Linked DNA regions of Homo sapiens: region 1 is linked to region 2. Evidence: read pairs that join two places in POLR2A ChIA-PET (ENCODE). Cell type or tissue: OCI-LY7. All regions are shown on one strand. Each heading gives the region's core, and the rest is flanking DNA. Links, peaks and the distances in the headings are about the cores only. Region 1 has its middle 7.7 kb from the start of ARL4C. Region 2 has its middle 110 kb from the start of LINC01891.

Region 1 (9,066 bases), core at 3,403-5,902, 160 kb after region 2:
AAATATTCTCTTTTTTTTCCCTTTAAGGGCTTTGAAATAAAATGTGCCACCAATTAAAATGACTTTTGAGTGAATCCGATGAGCAATATATCATGGCATTATTATCTTTGCTTGAGTAAGGCTAATAACCTAAAATGCAAAAGGGAGCATCCCATTTATTCTTGAATATGATGAGTAAATAAAGACCAGAACATGGGCACACGTGTACACACATACACACACGCGCGTGCGCGCATAAGTGTGGGGTTATTTGCATGTTCTCACTGCAGACCTGCTGTGGAACTCTGGGTTCAGGTTCACTGCCCCGGTGCTTAACTGTTATAATACAGGAGTGCCCTCTGCTGAGCTTCTCGGATAATAGATGAAGGGCTCTACAGAGGCACATTGGCCTAGTGCTTAGCAAATGTTCAGTCCATAGTTATGGAATGAATGATGGATAAGTGACCCCCTGCTTTTCTTCTCTCTATGGAGATGCAGGAATAGAGCCCTACTGGTTAAACTGAGAAAGTGCCAGGGGCCCATGGGTGCTTTGCTTGGGGCTCAGAGCTCAGAGCCATTGATGCCAGTGTGGGTCTTGTCTGTGAGACCTGTGGGTTATCTGCTGGGAGAGGGGAGCCAGGAACCTGGCAGAGCAGGAAGTCGCTTTACTAGGAGAACTGTTCAAAGAATCACAATTGGTGGAAGAGATCAGAAAAGAGCATCCAGGAAACCCAGCTGAGACCAGAGAAGGGAAGAAAACTGATTTTTGCATCTAATTCGCAGGCAGGCATGAGCAGCTGTAAATGGAGAATGGGGCTGGGAGTCGAGAATGAAGGAGGCCAGTTGGCAGACAAAGTGACAAGGCCTGAAGCTCCTGAAGCCAGGTGGTCCAGGATTGAAGCCTTTTATCTGTCAGGAGAGGTTCCTTAAGGAAGAACCAAACCAATACTTCCAGAAGCCCCAGGGCATGCTAGACAAACCAGTCACCATCACTGCAGTGCAACCCCCTCAACTCCAGGAGAAACGCCGACTCAGGCTACGTAACAGTGGAAGCCACTAAGACACTGGTGCCAAGGGAAGTTTTGTGGATGGGACGGTAGATCTGGGGGGAGATAAATGAAAATCTGTGATGCCTGCAAGCTCCTGCTTCATTCAAGTGGTCCAAAGCCTGAAAATAAAAAAGATCCACTACTCTATTGGCCATTCAAGTTTATAATTCTAAGGAAAAAAAAATCAGGGTGCCTTATTTTTTATTTTGCTAAGCAACAGGGCTGAAACAATTCAGGTTTTTATTTTCCCAATGATCACCACTGCTAGTGTTTTGTATGGTTGTTGTTGTTGCTGTTTTCTCCAAGAAAAAAAATTTAAATCAAAAAGCTAAAAGGCTCCCCCGCTTCAAGTCTTCCTTAATAATTGTCGATCTCTATTACATTCCTGAGATAGATATAAAATTTTAGAAGCCATTATCTGGGCTGGGCATGGTGGCTCACATCTGTAATCTCAGCACTTTGGAAGGCTAAGGTGGGAGGGTCATCTGAGGTCAGGAGTTTGAGACCAGCCTGACCAACATGGTGAAACCCCATCTGTACTAAAAATATAAAAATTAGCCGAGTATGGTGACAGGCATCTGTCATCCTAGCTATTCTTGAGGCTGAGGCAGGAGAATGGCTTGAACCTGGGAGGCAGAGGTTGCAGTGAGCCAAGATCGCGCCACTGCACTCCAGCCTGGGCAACAAAAGCGAAACTCCATCTCAAAAAATAATAATAATAAATAGAAGCCATTATCTTTCCTATCAGTAATATTTTCAAATATAATTCTTATATAACACTATTTTACATCTCTCCCTAATATTTACATGGCATGTATTAAATGAACCTTTGTCAAGGATGTTAAGACTCAAAGCTTTGGAAGTCAGCACTCAGGCATACCAAAGTGACAGAAAAGTTCTTAGTGCCAGCTTCCAGTTCAGGGGGAAGAAAAGGCTTAGTATGCAAAAGGTATTTCTGAATCCTTTAATAATTCAATCACAGTAATTAAATTTCTACTCTAATAGCTACAGTGAAGGAAAAAAAAAACAAGTTAACAATAAATATCAGGTGATTAGAGAGCTGCACCATGAACCAAGAAGTATTTGATGGAAACTTGGATTACTTTCATTCCTCTTCTCCCACCTCTGCAGGTGAACTGAAATGCTATTATTTTCATTTAATTAAGCTTACTTGGCTGGACCCCAGAGAGATGAAAACAATCACGCTTTTGTGCCCCTGTCAAACCCTATTGGCTTTCTACAGTGCAGCAGGGAGGATGGGGTGTGTTGCCAGTGCCACCCTCTCTAATGTGTGGTCACTCAGGATGACTCTTCCCTTTAATACAACAGTTGGCTTTTGTAGAACCATCCTCTGTGTGGATACAGCACAGCATCTGAACAGAGCTCCTTGGCCCGTTGCTGCTTCTGTTGGAGTGATAGCCACTTGAGATGATCATTTCTTCCTTATGAGTCACACAGTGCTCATGTAACCTGATGCTTTGCTCCATCAATCACAGAAAATCCCTTTTACTCTCTTGCTTCTGCCTCTCCCAGTCTCCTGCAGCTGCTCTCCTAAGGTCATTGATGACCTATGGAAAAATCCAAAGGGCTGATCTGTGCGGATGGCTGTTTGGGATGGAGATGCTCATGGGTTACAGGCACACCATCCACCAGGACCTCCAAACGTGCGTCTTACAAAGCTGTGCTCTCTCTGTCTCCCTGATCACTAATACTACTTTTTGTGTGAGTCTTCTCATTATTTAGTCATCAGCCACAGACTGTGTTGGTCGTCAGTGTTGGGTCTGTGATGTTTTCTTTCTCTCAGCATCTAATTCCATCTAGCTCTCATGATTTCTCAATCTCTGTCACTGTCAAAAGCCAGAAGAGAACAACATGGACTATTGGACTCAGAGCATGCTCTCTTTCTCTGTCACTCTGTAGATAGGTAGATGATAGATGATAAATAGATAGATGACAGATAGATAGATAGATGATTGATAGACGACAGATTGATAGATAAATGATAGATGATATAGATAGATGATAGATCAATAAACAGACAGAAAGAGATTATCCAGCAAACACATCAACCAGCACAAGATGATAGACAAACTCATTGTCTTTCCCCTCCCTCTGCTTACCCTCTGCATCCAGTCAACCAATGTCCAGATGATTTTACTTTGGAAATGGCTCTTGGAATTAAAATTGTGAGCACTTTTAAACCACATTTATTGTTTTTTCTTCATGACAGTTGCCTTTACGTCCTCAATAAATGCAGTATTTACTTCCATTTTTGCATGTGGAAAAGAGCAAACTTCATCAAGTTCACTAGCAAGGGCCTCTATCCAGTCTGCTTGGGTACCAGGGAGGAGGGTTGGCCCAAGCTTACTTACAATCTGATTGGCCCAAGCTTAATACTTCATTGGTACCATTTTGATGAGTGCTCAATGAAGGGATGTGCTTCTAAGGGCAGGCTTAGTGTCCCCTTCTCTGCCTGTCAGGGGCGGGTAAGCTCTGTGGGATTGGCCACCTTATGTTCAGGAGTAGAGAAGGCACAGCTGGTTTATATCCTCAGCCTAAGCTGCTTGCTTCAATCTAGCATTTACTGCAGAGTTCTAGAAACAGATGGAGGAGGATGTCCATCAGTGTTTGCCCAGCTTGATAAAGTAATACCACCTGGTCCATATAGGGAAGTGATAAACCCAACACTCAACCTCTCACATAACCCAGAAGGAAATTCCACTAAACTCTTTGGCATCCAATATGGAACATGAAGACGTGACCTCTAGGCTACAACGAGAAAACCCTAAGGAGAGAAGAGACCCAAATAAAAAGGTGCCAAGATAGGATGAAAGGACACTTCAGACAACAAAAAATAAAAGCGGAGAGTTTATTTCCTCCTCCTTCTCATCATCCCACTTTTACTTATTTTTCATATTTTTATTCTGGTCAAAAGTATCACAATTTTTGTGGAGTATCTAGCCCTTTATTTGCATACTGCAGAGCAAATTTTTCTCTCCAGAGAAACTGACATTTAAGAGAACTAAGAAATGACTGAGTTGATAACTTTTTAGTATTTTTTAATTAGGTAAAACATTCACATGGTATAACATTCATAAGGAACACCACCCTCCCTCACCCCCTCACCCTTGCCCCCACCATAACTCCTCTCCTTAAAGGTGACTGCATTCATTAATGTTTTGTGTTTCCTCCAGTAATTAATTATTCTTTTTCACAGAGCCATACCTTAGAATGCACTTAGGCATCTCCAGAATCCTAAGCAAAGGAGGCAAAGGGAGGGCCATATTGTTAGTTAATGTGGTCATGGGGAGTCTAGCAGAGCCAAAATATATCCATGCCACACCAAGGTGAAGGACTCCAGAGAGAAACTACAAGCCTTATTGAGAAAGTAAGAAGCTACTAGACCTTTGCTGCTGTAGTTATGAATATCTTCATCCTGCAGCCCAGCCTTGCCCAGACCCTGAGCCCAGACAGACCTGCTCCCAAGAGCAGCTGGGCTCTGCAATTACCCTGCAGATAGAAGCTCCAGGTACATCCCTAGGGAGCCAGCCCCTGGGAACTTCAGCCGTGCACTGAGCACTCACCATCCAGAAGACAGGTCTTCTGCTCCATCCTAGGCAGGCACCCTGACATCTGCCTAGCCATCTGGAACCAGCCTTCCCATTGCCTGTGACTGTAGCTATAGCTGCTGGCCATGCAGCCCTAGTTCGTCCCATTTTGTTGGACTGGCTTAGACGGGAGAAAAAAGGCAAACTAAAACACGATAACTCCAGAAAGCAAAGCCAGCAGTTTTCCAGCCTATAATGGCTTAGACCGAAAAGAAAAAATAAAGAAAAGCAAAAGCAAAGAAATGAGAATAAATTTGATTTTTGTCACAGAAGAAGCTTACCTGTCTTGAATTCTGGCTTATTGGTCTAGTATTTCTTAAATTCCAGCCTACTGTTCATGGACCATGTCTTTGTTATGATTTTATCTAGCGCTAGGTGGGGAAAATAGTTAAAATAAAAACAATCCCAGTTTTTTCCTTGCCAAAAAAAGGTCAAATATAAAAATTGGGTCTAGATTCTGGGCAGAATGATGATGCAATGTATTAGTCAGGGTTCTCTACAGGGAGATATATATATATATATATATATATATATACACATATATATATATACACATATATATATATACACATATATATATACACATATATATATACACATATATATATATACACATATATATATACACACACACATACACATATATAGAGATATCGAGATATAGACATCTATGTGTGTGTATATATATAGACATATATATATAGAGAGAGAGAGAGAGGGAGAGGAGTTTACTAAGTATTAACTCACATGATCACAAGATCCCACAATAGGCCGCCTGCAAGCTGAGGAGCAAGGAGAGCCAGTCCAAGTCCCAAAACTGAAAAACTTGGAGTCTGATGTTCAAGGGCAGGATACATCCAGCATGGGAGAAAGATGTAGGCTGGGACGGTGGGAGGGTAGGCCAGCCCAGTCTTTTCACATTTTTCTGCCTGCTTTATATTCTAGCCTCGATGGCAGCTGATTAGATGGTGCTCACCCAGATTAAGGGTAGGTCTGCCTTTCCCAGCCCACCGACTCAAATGTTAATCTCCTTTGGCAACACTCTCACAGAAACACCCAGGATTAATACTTTGCATCCTTCAATCCAATCAAGCTGATACTCAGTATTAACCATCACATTAAAAAAAACAGGCTTAAATTCACATGTCACTGTAGGGACACAGAGTTGGTGCCAGCAGGAAGCTTCCCTAGAAAGTTGTTCATACAAGCCAGGAACTGACATGCCCATCGCTAGCTATATTATGAAGTAATCTGAGATACTTCCACGCAATCAAAAACTTCACAACTATTAAAAAGAATGAGATAAATTTTGTGTGTTGATATGGTTAAGAAGACCCAGATATTGTTAAGCAAAAAAAGCATGATACACAAATGCTTCCATCTCTATTAAAAAAAAATGCGTGTGTGTAAGATATATATATGAAATCCATGATAATTTCCCAAAAAGGTACACAAACAACTACTGGTATTGATTATCTGGACGATGGAACTGAGGAGGAATAGAAAGCAGCCTCATGTCTTACTGTAAATCTTTTTGTACTGTTTAATTTGTGTTCTCCATGCATGAAAGTATTATTTTCATAATAACAATGAAAAAAATGTAGTTAATGAATGCATGCACAAAAAGAAAAAATTCCTGCAACCATATGCAGATTTAAGAAGCTCTAAACTTTGTACTGCTTTCTAGAAAGAATTAAAATAAGTACAAGTGTCCAGAGAGCGAATCAACACACCAGCGAATGTCAGATATCCATAAATAAGTGATTTCATGTTCAGCAGCATGAGATCCATAAAGGTAGCCTTCAAGCATGACTGAGATGTGCGGCTGAGCATCCAGGGGCAAATTGATGGAGAGCATCGTTTTTCTCTAGAGCTGCTATCCTCCTTCCTCAAGGTCAGGCTGACAAGGTGAAATGAAACATTAACATTTAGAAGTGATTTCCCATGGAGGTGGAAGTGCAGAAGTTTAGCTCTTCTGAAACCTTTAACCTTCCTGGAAGGTGTTAATACTGCCAGTATCCCAAGTTCTCAGCAGGTTTTCAAATGATTTTTTCCAGGGCGGACCCTGAGATATAAAACAATGGACTGCAACAGGCCCAGGATACTGCAGATATTTTGTGCTGTTACTTAAGAATTAGAATTCTTTCTTTCTGCTGTTTGTGCATGCAAATTATCTTTCCTAATGACATTTAATCTACCTATCATTAACACCTTATCACATGATAGGATTGGAAAACTAGTTTCCCAGCAGAGTTTCCACAGGTAGTGGAGAACTGGCTTTGCATAAGGGCTTTTCATACATTCTGTATTAGTCTGGGTAGAGCCAAGTGCAGCGATGTTGCATGAGGAGCAAGGAATGAGGCAGAGTTGAGTCTTTTACGTGTGGTGCATGGCTCATGGCTATCTAGGCAGAGTTTCCTGTGTACAAAATGACACCTTTCATTTCAAAAGGACATATGTTATTTGTGTATCAGTCCTTATCAGCCCAAAATAGAACCGCCTTCTATTTTACTAAATGTGTACAATAGCTACAGACACTCTTCTCTCCTTCAAGCCTCAGTGCCTCTTGTTGAAGTAACATTTTCCTGAAGAAATCATTCTTCCAGACCATTTTTAATTTTTAATCAAATTCCTAATGAAATTATGCAAGGGACCAGAAAGTGTAGAATAACACATTGTAATTCTGGAAACAATTGAGTACACCGGGGTAGTCAAACATGTCAGCATGACTGGTATTGATCTTGTCTGCACGCATCGAATTGATCTTTTGAGTTCTCCACAATAATTTCAGTAAACTCATTCCTTTCCTTTTTTCAGGGCATTGTAAAGACCCAAGCCAAAGAACTTAGTCACTGTGTTTGATTCACTCAGGTCCCAAATATAAAGTTATTTGTCTATTTTTTCCTTTCTAGAAACTTCTCTTATAATAAGCAATACATAGAATTGAAAATTTGAAAATATTGTAAAAATGTCAGAGGATTCTCCAAGGCATATATGCCTCATGTGATCTTATAATCAAGCTGATGATATCACCATTTCTTCTGATTTTTAAGATATTTTTCCACTTCTTCATTTTTGTTGAAGTAATTTTCCTGGTAAACACCTGCTGTATTTAAAAAAAAAAAAACTATTAAAAAAAATGCTGTGTTTAGAGTGCCTGAAATGGTGCTGAGAAGTCAACACTGAAGGAAGGAGAACGGAAGTATCAATACAGGTTGCCAAGACGATTATTTCCACAGTTAATCCTGCTGCTTTAAGTGCACCGGGACTTCATTTTCTGCTCCTCAAGGTACTTGAAGTAAAGGAGCTCCCTTACTGGTTGCATGAATTACTGAGCATAAAATACTCATCCAGGATTATGGCTAAACTGTTCATCCTGTCCCCATATCCAAACAAAAAGCCTAAGGACTTTCAGATAGGTAAATGATAGACAGACCAGTGTCATAGGCCATAACACACCCTTCTGCTGGGTGAGGCTGTAAAATCAGGACTGTTCATGTGATAGACACATGTGCTCTGGAGCCACATGTAATAGTCCATGTGTGTAACATAGGAAAGAGTTCGAGTATAATAAGGAAATGCATCAATCATCGTTTCAATGAGAAATACACTCTCTGGGTAAATGATTCCATATCATTCATTTAAGACAGTTTGTGAACATACCTGTTGTGTCAGGTGATGGAATCATAAAACATAGTCCTAATGCTCAGTGTTTACAGACAACTGACAGATGCAGCCACATCACAGGCAGGAGAAACAGAGTAGGGTAATCTGCTCCAAGGGATGGATGATCCCTGAGCAAGGATGGGGTGGGGTAGGGCTTGGGAGTAGGACGTAGGAGGGATGCTGAAGCAAATATTACCAAGGAAAGCTTCCATGAAGATGACTTCTAAGCAAGAAATACAATTAGCAGATATTTGGGTAAGCAAAATATCTTGTCAGCTCTTTGGTGTCTGTGATTCTGTCCCCATATCCACCCTAATGCACTGTGGTCTCCTGATGGTGATGGGGAAGAGGGTGTCATAAACTCACAAAAGAAAACAAAGGAGCTTCGCTTATTCAGAAGGACTCTGGACAGTAGCTCTGGGTAGAGACAGACTACAGTATAACAGCACAGATGTGATCCAAAAGCATAACTGGGGACAAGACCCCAGACTAGTCCAGGTGGCAACCAAATCAGAAGCTTTCTCTTAGACTCCCAAGGGTCTCTGTGTACCAACTTCAAGTGGGGGATTTTAAAAGGATACTTATAATCTCAAAAACATACTACTCACTGAAAAGGCCATCCGTGAGTATTTACTGCATCGAAGGATAATAGTGACAACAACACAAGAAGCTCCCATTAATACAGTGTATATTATATTAGTTAATTGATAACACTTCACAGTTACACTTAGCACTTTATATCTCAAAGATTTATTCTGATAATA
Region 2 (9,066 bases), core at 3,878-6,377:
GGCCTTTGTATGTTTCTTCCTTTTCTTGCAGCTGGTTTTGAGCTTATGGTCAGTTTCTGAATGCTTCATTTTTCTATCAGATGTGTGAAATCAGTATCTGATCTTTGTCTGTGCTGGAGTTGAAGTCTGGGTCCACACAACTATAAATCACACTTTGATTTTCTCACAATACTGTGACCTGTGTCCCTCAGGAGACCTTGGGCATTGTCAGCAGTCTCCTTTGGGTCCCTGTATAGATTGCCAAAAACTGACTGAGGCCACATGCCAGCAGGAAAGGCCCAACCCCTTTCCCAACACTCTACCTCCCCATAAACTTAACTACTAATAGCCTCCTGTTGGCCGAAAGCCTTACTGATAACATAAACATTTCATTAACACATAAATAAACCAGTAGCTACATATATTTTATGCATTCATGACATACTTAGATTTAAAAAAAAAATTTTTAGTATTTTTAGACTATGTGGTTCATCTGTGAGTTTTTTCAAATTGTTGCAAATCTCCAAAAATCTTTCCAATATATACACAGAAAAAAACCCACGCGTAAGTAGATTCGCACAGTTCAAACTTGTGTTGTACAAGGGTCAACTGTAGTTCAAATCCACTGGAAATTTCACCCTTTGTAACTATTTAAACATATAAGAAAAAATTAATAACTTTAAAATGTGTGAGCTTACGAAATGGATTTGCTGATGGGAGCCACTGTGGCAGGCCCACTGGAGCGGGAGTGTGGTCAGGGGCTAGCAGCTGAGAAGCCCATCATGGGGGAACGTGGCCCACTACCTGCTGATATATTGAGACCTGAGTCCCATCCCACTCCTCTCCTCAGTTCCAGTGCATGTGCCGGGGTGGGTCTTGGGATATCTCACCCATTGCCATTGTCTGTCAAGCCCTGGTGACTGCTTGGGCTCCAAGACAACTGAGATGCAGAGTCCAGCAATTCTGCAGGAATCTCAGGGCCTGCCCCACCTCCACTGCCCTTTCCTCTGGACTGCTGCTCTCTGGGGGCCCTGCAGAGCACTTTCTCCATGTCCCTTATCTGACAGCTTTCACAGCAGGTCTTGTGGTGTCAGGACAGGGAGAGCTTTCATTTCCTGAATGTTTTCCATCCAGAGAGTGAGTTTAACCCTTCCTTTCTACCCCCATTCACCCTGGCCAGGGCCTCCCCACCTCCTCACTTTCTTTCCTCTTCCCAAGCATACTGTATTAATTCCCAAGGGCTGCCATGGCAAAGTACCCCAAACAGGGTGGCTTAAGGTAACACATTGATAGTCTCACAGTTATGGAGTTCACAAGTCCAAAACAGAGGTGTGGGCAGGACCACGCTGTCTTCGAAGGCTCTACAGAGGATCCTTCCGGGCCTCTTCCAGCTTCTCATATTCATCGGCCATCCTTGGCATTCCTTGCTTGGTGACAGTGTCACTCCAGTCTCTTCCTCCATCATCACAGGCATTCTCCCATGTCTCGTCACATCATCTCCCCTCTGTACATGTCTCTGTGTCTCTTATCCTCTTCTTAGGGGACGCCAATCATATTGGATTAGAGCCCACCCTAATGAACTCATCTTAACCACATCTGCCAAGACCCTATTTCCAAATAAAGTCACATTCACAAGTAGTGGGGCTTAAGACTTCAACAAATCTTTTGGGGGGACCCATTTCAAACCATAACAGGGATGGATGGTGTGTCAGAAAATTTCCTGGCCAGGCACGGTGGCTCATGCCTGTAATCCCAGCACTTTGGGAGGCTGAGGTGGGATGATCACGAGGTCAAGAGACCGAGACCATCCTGGCTAACATGGTAAAACTCCGTCTCTACTAAAAATACAAAAATTAGCTGGGCGTGGTGGCGCATGCCTGTAGTCCCAGCTACTCAGGAGGCTGAGGCAGGAGAATCGCTTGAACCCAGGAGGTGGAGGTTGCAGTGAGCCCAGATGGTGCCACTGCACTCCAGCCTGGGTGACAGAGTGAGACTCCATCTCAAGAAAGAAAGAGAAAGAGAGAGGAAGGAAGGAAGGAAGGAAGGAAGGAAGGAAGGAAGGAAGGAAGGAAGGAAGAAAATTTCCCCTGTTTTTCACTTTGAAGGGTTATATTACCAGTTAGTATTTGGTATTAGAGAAACATGGATTGAGAACCTAGATCTGCCCTAATATGGAGCAACTTAATCTCTCTGAGTTAGTTTTCTAATCCATAAAATAGGTATAATATAAAATACTAAATTCTAAAAGTGTTTTGAATTCTGTATGAGCCAGTGTGTGCCACATGGTACTCAGTAAGTGGTGTCTATGTAAAGAACATTTTCTGGGATGCAGGCACTCCTAAACTTGGCTTCCCTTCTTTCTCCATGAACTCAAAATCCATCTCCCTTGTTTCATTGTTTTATTGTTTGGTTTTTTTCTATTTTAATCATTTTAATCATAATCCTTGGCTCATGATACAGCACTATTAATTCATTATATCTTTTACTTTGTTTTTTTATTTGCATGTATGCTCTAAATGAACACATATGAACTCATCATCCAATCCAAGAACTAGATCATCAGTTGTGAATTTCACCTAGCAACAGGCTTCACCCATAGCTCACCCTCCCACAAGTTCCATCCAGAACTTCATATTGATCATACTTTTTCTTTGGCACCCTAGATAACATGTGAGTCCTTTGGATGGACTTCTCATTCACCTCCCTTCTACAGACCCTGTTCCTACAGACCCTTCTGAGTGGGTCACAGACTTTGTGACCCATCCACCGGCACCATTGCTAAGAACCAACAGCAATTCCTAATCAAAGTCCCAGTCTGATTTCTTCTCCTGGGAGTTTAGAATTTGTCTCCTGGGGCTCTGAGTAATCACTGCAGGGCATGTGAACTGACAGGCCGTGAAAAGCTGCACCTGGGTGGTCACATTTCTGCTGTGCACAAGCGGGGAAGAAAGATCTATTCCTTGTGGAGAATGAGAAACAAAGAAGATGGGGACGCAGCAAAATCGGGGAAGAGGGAGCAGATGGCTCCCCAGACAGAGCTGGAGAGAATGGCCTCTTGGTCCCTGGTTGCTTCCTAAATCTGGATTCTAGGTTGTCCCGTGGCTGGGCCATCTGTCCTTCCACTGAGTTCTGGAGGTGCTGGTGTTGTTTGCTGAAGCTTCCCTGAGTGGGCTGCTCTATCTGACAATCAAATGGTCAGAGAACACAACCACACTCGCATGGCACAAAGCCATATCTGTATCTCATATTCAAGCACTGGTTGACCAATGAATCTTTGGCTTTTCTGAATCTTATGTCTCTATGCATCTTGTGTCTCTGAGCTAAAATGATTGAGACAGAGGCAGTGTGGAGTGGAAGAGCTAGCTATCTGACCTGTCCCCTGCCATTCATGAGCTCTTTCTGTTCTAAGAATTTATCTGCTTTTTCAGCCGGGTGCGGTGGCTCACGCCTGTAATCCCAGCACTTAGGGAGACTGAGGCGGGTGGATCACGAGTTCAAGAGATCGAGACCATCCTGGCCAACATGGTGAAACCCTGTCTCTACTAAAAATACAAAAAATTAGCTGGGTGTGGTGGCGGGGACCTGTAGTCCCAGCTACTCGGGAGGCTGAAGCAGGAGAATCACTTGAACCCGGGAGGCAGAGGTTGCAGTGAGCTGAGATGGTGCCACTGCACTCCAGCCTGGTGACAGACTCTGTCTCAAAAAAAAAAAAAAAGAATTTTCTTTTTCTTTCCTTGATATTATTGCCCAAAATAGAAGTAGTGACCTTGAACTCCTTACCACTAAAAGAAGAGAAGTACTATTAAATTCAACCAGAAGGGTATTGTGTAGCAAAGACAAATAAGTATATGTCAACCCCAGGCTAAGCAGTCCCATGGCTACAACACCAGCCACCAGAGCTACATCAGGAGACCCAAATGCTAATTTCTCTTCTTGTACATCTGACGTGAGACCTTCTGACTACAACTAGCAAGACTAGCTACATAATTTGCAGGGTCCAGTGGAAAGCAAAAAGGCAAGGTCCTTTGTTCAAAAAGTATTAAGAATTTTAGAAAGGTAACAGCAGAATATTAAACCAAATGCAGGGCCCTTCTATGCTTAGGGCCCTGTGGGGCTGCACTGGTCCCACACCAGTGAAGCTGGTCATGACAACCAGAGGAGGGGTGCATGGTTCTCTGCTGGCCAGAAGACACAGCCATCTTAGTCACCTGCAAAGAAAATATTTTCTGAGCCTTGCAGTATAGTTTCTGTACCACCTGGGAGCTCCCATTCGACCTGTGTTGAATAAATGAATTGCCTGTGGCATGAGCTAACGGCTGATATGGGAATGCAAGATAATTGTTTCTCCAAACACCAACATGAAGAAAGGAGTGGTAAAGCCAGCAATTAATATTATGGGGATTCAAGACAGCATCAATAAATAGGCCAAGTCTGGAATTGGCTGCTACCTGGTCTTGGAAAAAGACAAGCAAAAATGATGCTTTAAAATGCATCAAAGACAGAGGAAGAATGGTCCTAAAGGTTGGACTTAAATGCCCATCGGGCCCTGGGGAAGTGATCATAAGTCAAGAAATAACAGGAGATAGAAAACTGTTCCGCTGCCATTGTGCTCCTTGGACTCTTTGCCTCTGATTCAGACCAACTGTTAAAACATCTCTGGGTTTACTCCAAAGCTGCTGGGTCAGAAACATGATTGACAGAGCCCTGGAATCTGCATTTTTTAACAAGGCTTCCAGGTGATTCTTGCTCACAATAAAGTGTAAGACCCACCGGTATCAGGGACTGTAAATCCCCAGCCTTATGTTTTCAGGAGACTATTTCTCCCCAACATGTTCAAAATATTATTCACTTCTGCAAAGATGAGGATTCAACTGCCCCGGTGGGCACAAAGAAGAAGAACGTTGGGCAGCGCGTGAGGCGAGGAGGATTGAGGGAGCTAAATATGGGCTGAAACAACCCTCAGGAGTGTCTCAGCTGCCTCGTGGCTTCCCAAAATCTTTTCCTGATGGCGCAGGCATGACTTGGAATACTTCTCCACTTTGCTGTGAAAGTTAGAGAAACACTTGTTGCAACCACAAGAATATTTACTGGAAGCAGGAAGTCATGTTCAGCCATCTGCTAACCAATGCTGACTTACTTCCTCTGACCCTAAGTTACTTATCCAACCCAGGGGCTTGTGTGAACCAGACACTTTCTGAGGTCCGTGTCTATCATCTGAACATGGTCAGAGCCGTGAGATCAAGTACAAAGAACACTAAGCAAGACCTTAGAAGACCTAGACTCAGTTAAGCTCCAGTTCCAGTTAGCTCTTGGATTTTGAGGAAGTTCCTTGACTCACCTGAGCTTCTTATTTATTGCTTTGGAAATTTTGAAATGGGGGATACTAAACCTATCACCAAGAGATTTTGTGAGAATTAAGTGAGAAAGTGTGAGTGAAAATACCTTGAAACATTTATATCAACAAAATGTCAGTCCTGGTTCCATGATTGTGACAATGCACGACAGGCCTCTTTGGTTGCATTCTTGAGTGTATCTTTCATAGTCCAAGAGGTGATATTCCTGGATAAAAAGTGTTATTCCCAAAAGTGGAATTTTGGGGTTGAGAGAATGTGAACATTTTTTAAGGCCCATGATACATCTTGTCAAATTACCCTCACAAAAGTTGTTCAAATTTGACTCCAACTAGCATTGTATGTGAGTACTAGTTCCCACCACACTGGTTAACGTTGAGCATTACCTTTTATTTTCATGTTTCCAAATCTGGTCTTGTTTAAGTTAGTATTTCTTAAATCTCTAATGATAGCATTAAAAATAACATCTATTTATAATGCATTTGCATCTCTCAATAAATGTGACCTGCTGCCTTACTGTTGTTTCTTTTTTCTTTTCTTTTCTTTCTTTCTTTTTTTTTTTTTTTGAGATGAAGTCTCGCTCTGTCACCCAAGCTGGAGTACGATGGCGTGATCTCGGCTCACTGCAACCTCTGCCTTCTAGGTTCAAGCAATTCTCTTGCCTCAGCCTCCTGAGTAGCTGGGATTACAGGTGTGTGCCACCAGACCCAGCTAATTTTTTGTATTTTTAGTAGAGACGGGGTTTCACCATGCTGGCCAGGCTGGTCTCGAACTCCTGACCTCATGATCCACCAGCCTCAGCCTCCCAAAGTGCTGGGATTACAGGCATGAGCCAACACTCCCGGCCTGCTTCTTTTTTCTAATTTTCTATCAGCATAGCCAGTATTTTTCTGAGTTGCTACTTCACTCATCATTCTTTATGACATTTCTTGACACATTAAAAAAAAACTTTTAATTTTATGGTAGTCAAAACATTTTAAGCATTGGATATGAGACAGCTAATATTGTTAATATAAATACATTCTTTACCACACTTACAGGATGGATTTTTCTACCCTTTCTCCAGCCCCCACACATACTTTATGTTTTATTTTTTAAGATGGGGACTTGCTCTGTTGCCCGGGCTGCAGGGCAGTGTTGTGATCATAGCTCACTGCATCCTCAAACTCCTGGGCTCAAGTGATCCTCCCACCTTAGCCTCCCAAAATGTTGAGATTACAGGTGTGAGCTACTGTACCCAGCCCACACACTTTAAAAGTGTACTTTGGAACAGTTTATATTGCACAGATATTGCAGACTTTTCAGATTTTAAAACAATAATCATAGATTGAACTACCAGGCCTTAGATTCTTATGTGGAAATAATTTAAACAAGTTTCTCATAGATGTTACTTTATAGATTTTTTTTCTTGTTAACTTCATTTTGATAAATGTTATTTTCCATCCCATAAAGGCTTTTAAATTTGAAGAAATATTTTAATTTTATCTTCTCTGCATATTATTCCCACATTTTTCTTCTTAATTTTGTATACTTATGTTTTATCTTTTTATAATATTTTCACATTGTATATCTATTCTCATTTCTTCAAAAAGAAATATTGGTAATGTTTTAGGTGTTGAGGATACCCGGGGGAAAATAGGATAGGATTCCTGCCTTCATGATGCAGATATAGCCTAGCACTGTCTATTCTGTTAAATGTTTCTCAAAGAAAGATTCACTTGTAAAAAGTTTTCCCAAATTTATTAATATGTACATTTGCCTTAATTATTTTCTTTCTACTATTTACTATTTTCCCATATTTGTTTTCTTTTCTTTCTTTTTTTTTTTTTGAGACAGGGTCTCACTCTGTTGCCCAGGCCAGAGTGCAGTGGTGCTATCATAGCTCACTGCAGCCTTTATTTCCCAGGCTCAGGTGATCCTCCCACCTCACCCTCTCGGGCATTACATCCTTCTTGGGATTACAGATGTGCACCACAACACCCAGCTAATTTTTTTTTATATTTTTAGTAGAGACAGGGTTTTGCCATGTTGCCCAGGCTGGTCTTGAACTCCTGGACTCAAGCAATCCACCTGCCTCTGTCTCCCAAAGTGCTGAAATTACAGGCATGAGCCACAGCACCCAACTGTTTTCTTGAATTTTTCCCTAACACATTTTCCTGAATGCTTAACTGTCTTTATTTTAACTTTTTCTTAGTTAATAATATAAGAATTTAAGGCCATGAATTTGATTCTAAAAGTAACATTAGTTTCAACCTAACCTAGTTTCAAAGTTTTTATTTGCAGCATTCTCATTTTTTTAAATTACACATTTAACTTTTTTGATTCTAAAAATATTAATTACTATATTTGTAAATTCTTGCATTGCTTTCGTGCCTAGAAAGTTTTTCTTAACTGAAGATAAAGACAATATTACAGTTTTTAATTTTTATTTATTTATTTATTTTTGAGACACAGTCTTGCCCTGTCACCCAGGCTGGAGTGCAGTGGCACGATCTTGGCTCACTACAACCTCCACCTCCTGGGTTCAAGCAATTCTCCTGCCTCAGCCTCTCAAGTAGCTGGGGTTACAGGCACTCGCCACCACGCCTGGCTAATTTTTATATTTTTGGTAGAGACGGGGTTTCACCATGTTGGCCAGACTGGTCTCAAACTCCTGACCTCGTGATCTGCCCACCTCGGCCTCCCAAAGTGCTGGGATTACAGGCGTGAGCCACCGTGCCCAGCCTAATTATTATTTTTTAAACTCTAAAATTAGAGGTACTCTAGTTTAGCTACTCTAAATAGACTTTTTTTGCAGACTTTTCAAATTTTAAAATAATAATCATAAGTTGAACTACCTGGTCTTAGAATCTTATGTGGAAGTTACGTGTTACTTTAATCAAAATTTATTTTAGACTACATCAAGTGAGGTTTTTTATGTAGCAAATCTTGCTTTCAATACTATTTATTAAATGAATTTTCCTTTCTCACTATTTTATGATATCACTGCTTTCAGGTTAATTTCTTATATACTTTTGGCCCATGAGGGAGCAGTGTCCATTATTTAGATATGTTTATTTATTTTTTAGTTAGTACAGGTTTATAATATTTCTTAAGGGCTTCATTATTACTTATCTTTAGTAGAAATTGTTAGCTCTTCCACTCATTTTTTTCAGATTACCTCAATACAGAAAAAGAAATTGTGGGTGAAAGAGTACCTAGGTGCCAAGGCAAGAGATTGAAAGCACAAACTGTTTCAGTATAATAAAGAAAATAAAATAGTTAGAATAAGAATAGTCATAATACAAATTAGATGCAGAGATGATCATGGACAATTATCAATCATTATTATAAACATTATTAATCATTAGCTTTTAATATTACTCTTTGTTGCATTACTAACATAACCTAGGAATAACCGGCGGGTATAGGGTCAGGTGCTGAAGGGACATTGTGAGAAGTGACCCAGAAGGCAAGAGGTGAGCCCTCTGTCACGCCCACATAAGGGCCACTTGAGGGCTCCTTGGTCAAGGGGTAACGCCAGTGTCTGGGACGGCACCCGTTACTTAGCAGACCGCGAAAGGGAGTCTCCTTTCCTTGGAGGAGTCAGGGAACACTCTGCTCCACCAGCTTCTTGTGGAAGGCTGGATATTATCCAGGCCTGCCCGCAGTCATCCGGAGGCCTAAACCCCTCCCTGTGGTGCTGTGCTTCAGTGGTCACCCTCCTTGTCCTCTTTCATGCTCCGCCCGTACTTCT

Evidence for each region. ChIA-PET counts read pairs that join two places held together with the same protein. Peaks named below come from ENCODE experiments on the same cell type or tissue, not always from the same donor. Only the 100,000 strongest peaks of a DNase experiment are listed, where the experiment ranks them.
Region 1: POLR2A ChIA-PET joins it to region 2 with 12 read pairs; 10 of 35 experiments call an interaction of 5 or more read pairs at or near these places.

Annotation. Positions count from the first base shown.
Region 1 is chr2:234,500,280-234,509,345 of GRCh38, forward strand. No RefSeq gene overlaps it. Among named protein-coding and RNA genes, the nearest start is that of ARL4C, 7.7 kb to the left of the region's middle. In OCI-LY7, for the core only: no CTCF peak of the experiment used is centred there; no DNase peak of the experiment used is centred there.
Region 2 is chr2:234,343,244-234,352,309 of GRCh38, forward strand. No RefSeq gene overlaps it. Among named protein-coding and RNA genes, the nearest start is that of LINC01891, 110 kb to the right of the region's middle. In OCI-LY7, for the core only: no CTCF peak of the experiment used is centred there; a DNase peak (open chromatin) is centred at 5,138; H3K27ac peaks cover 763 bases.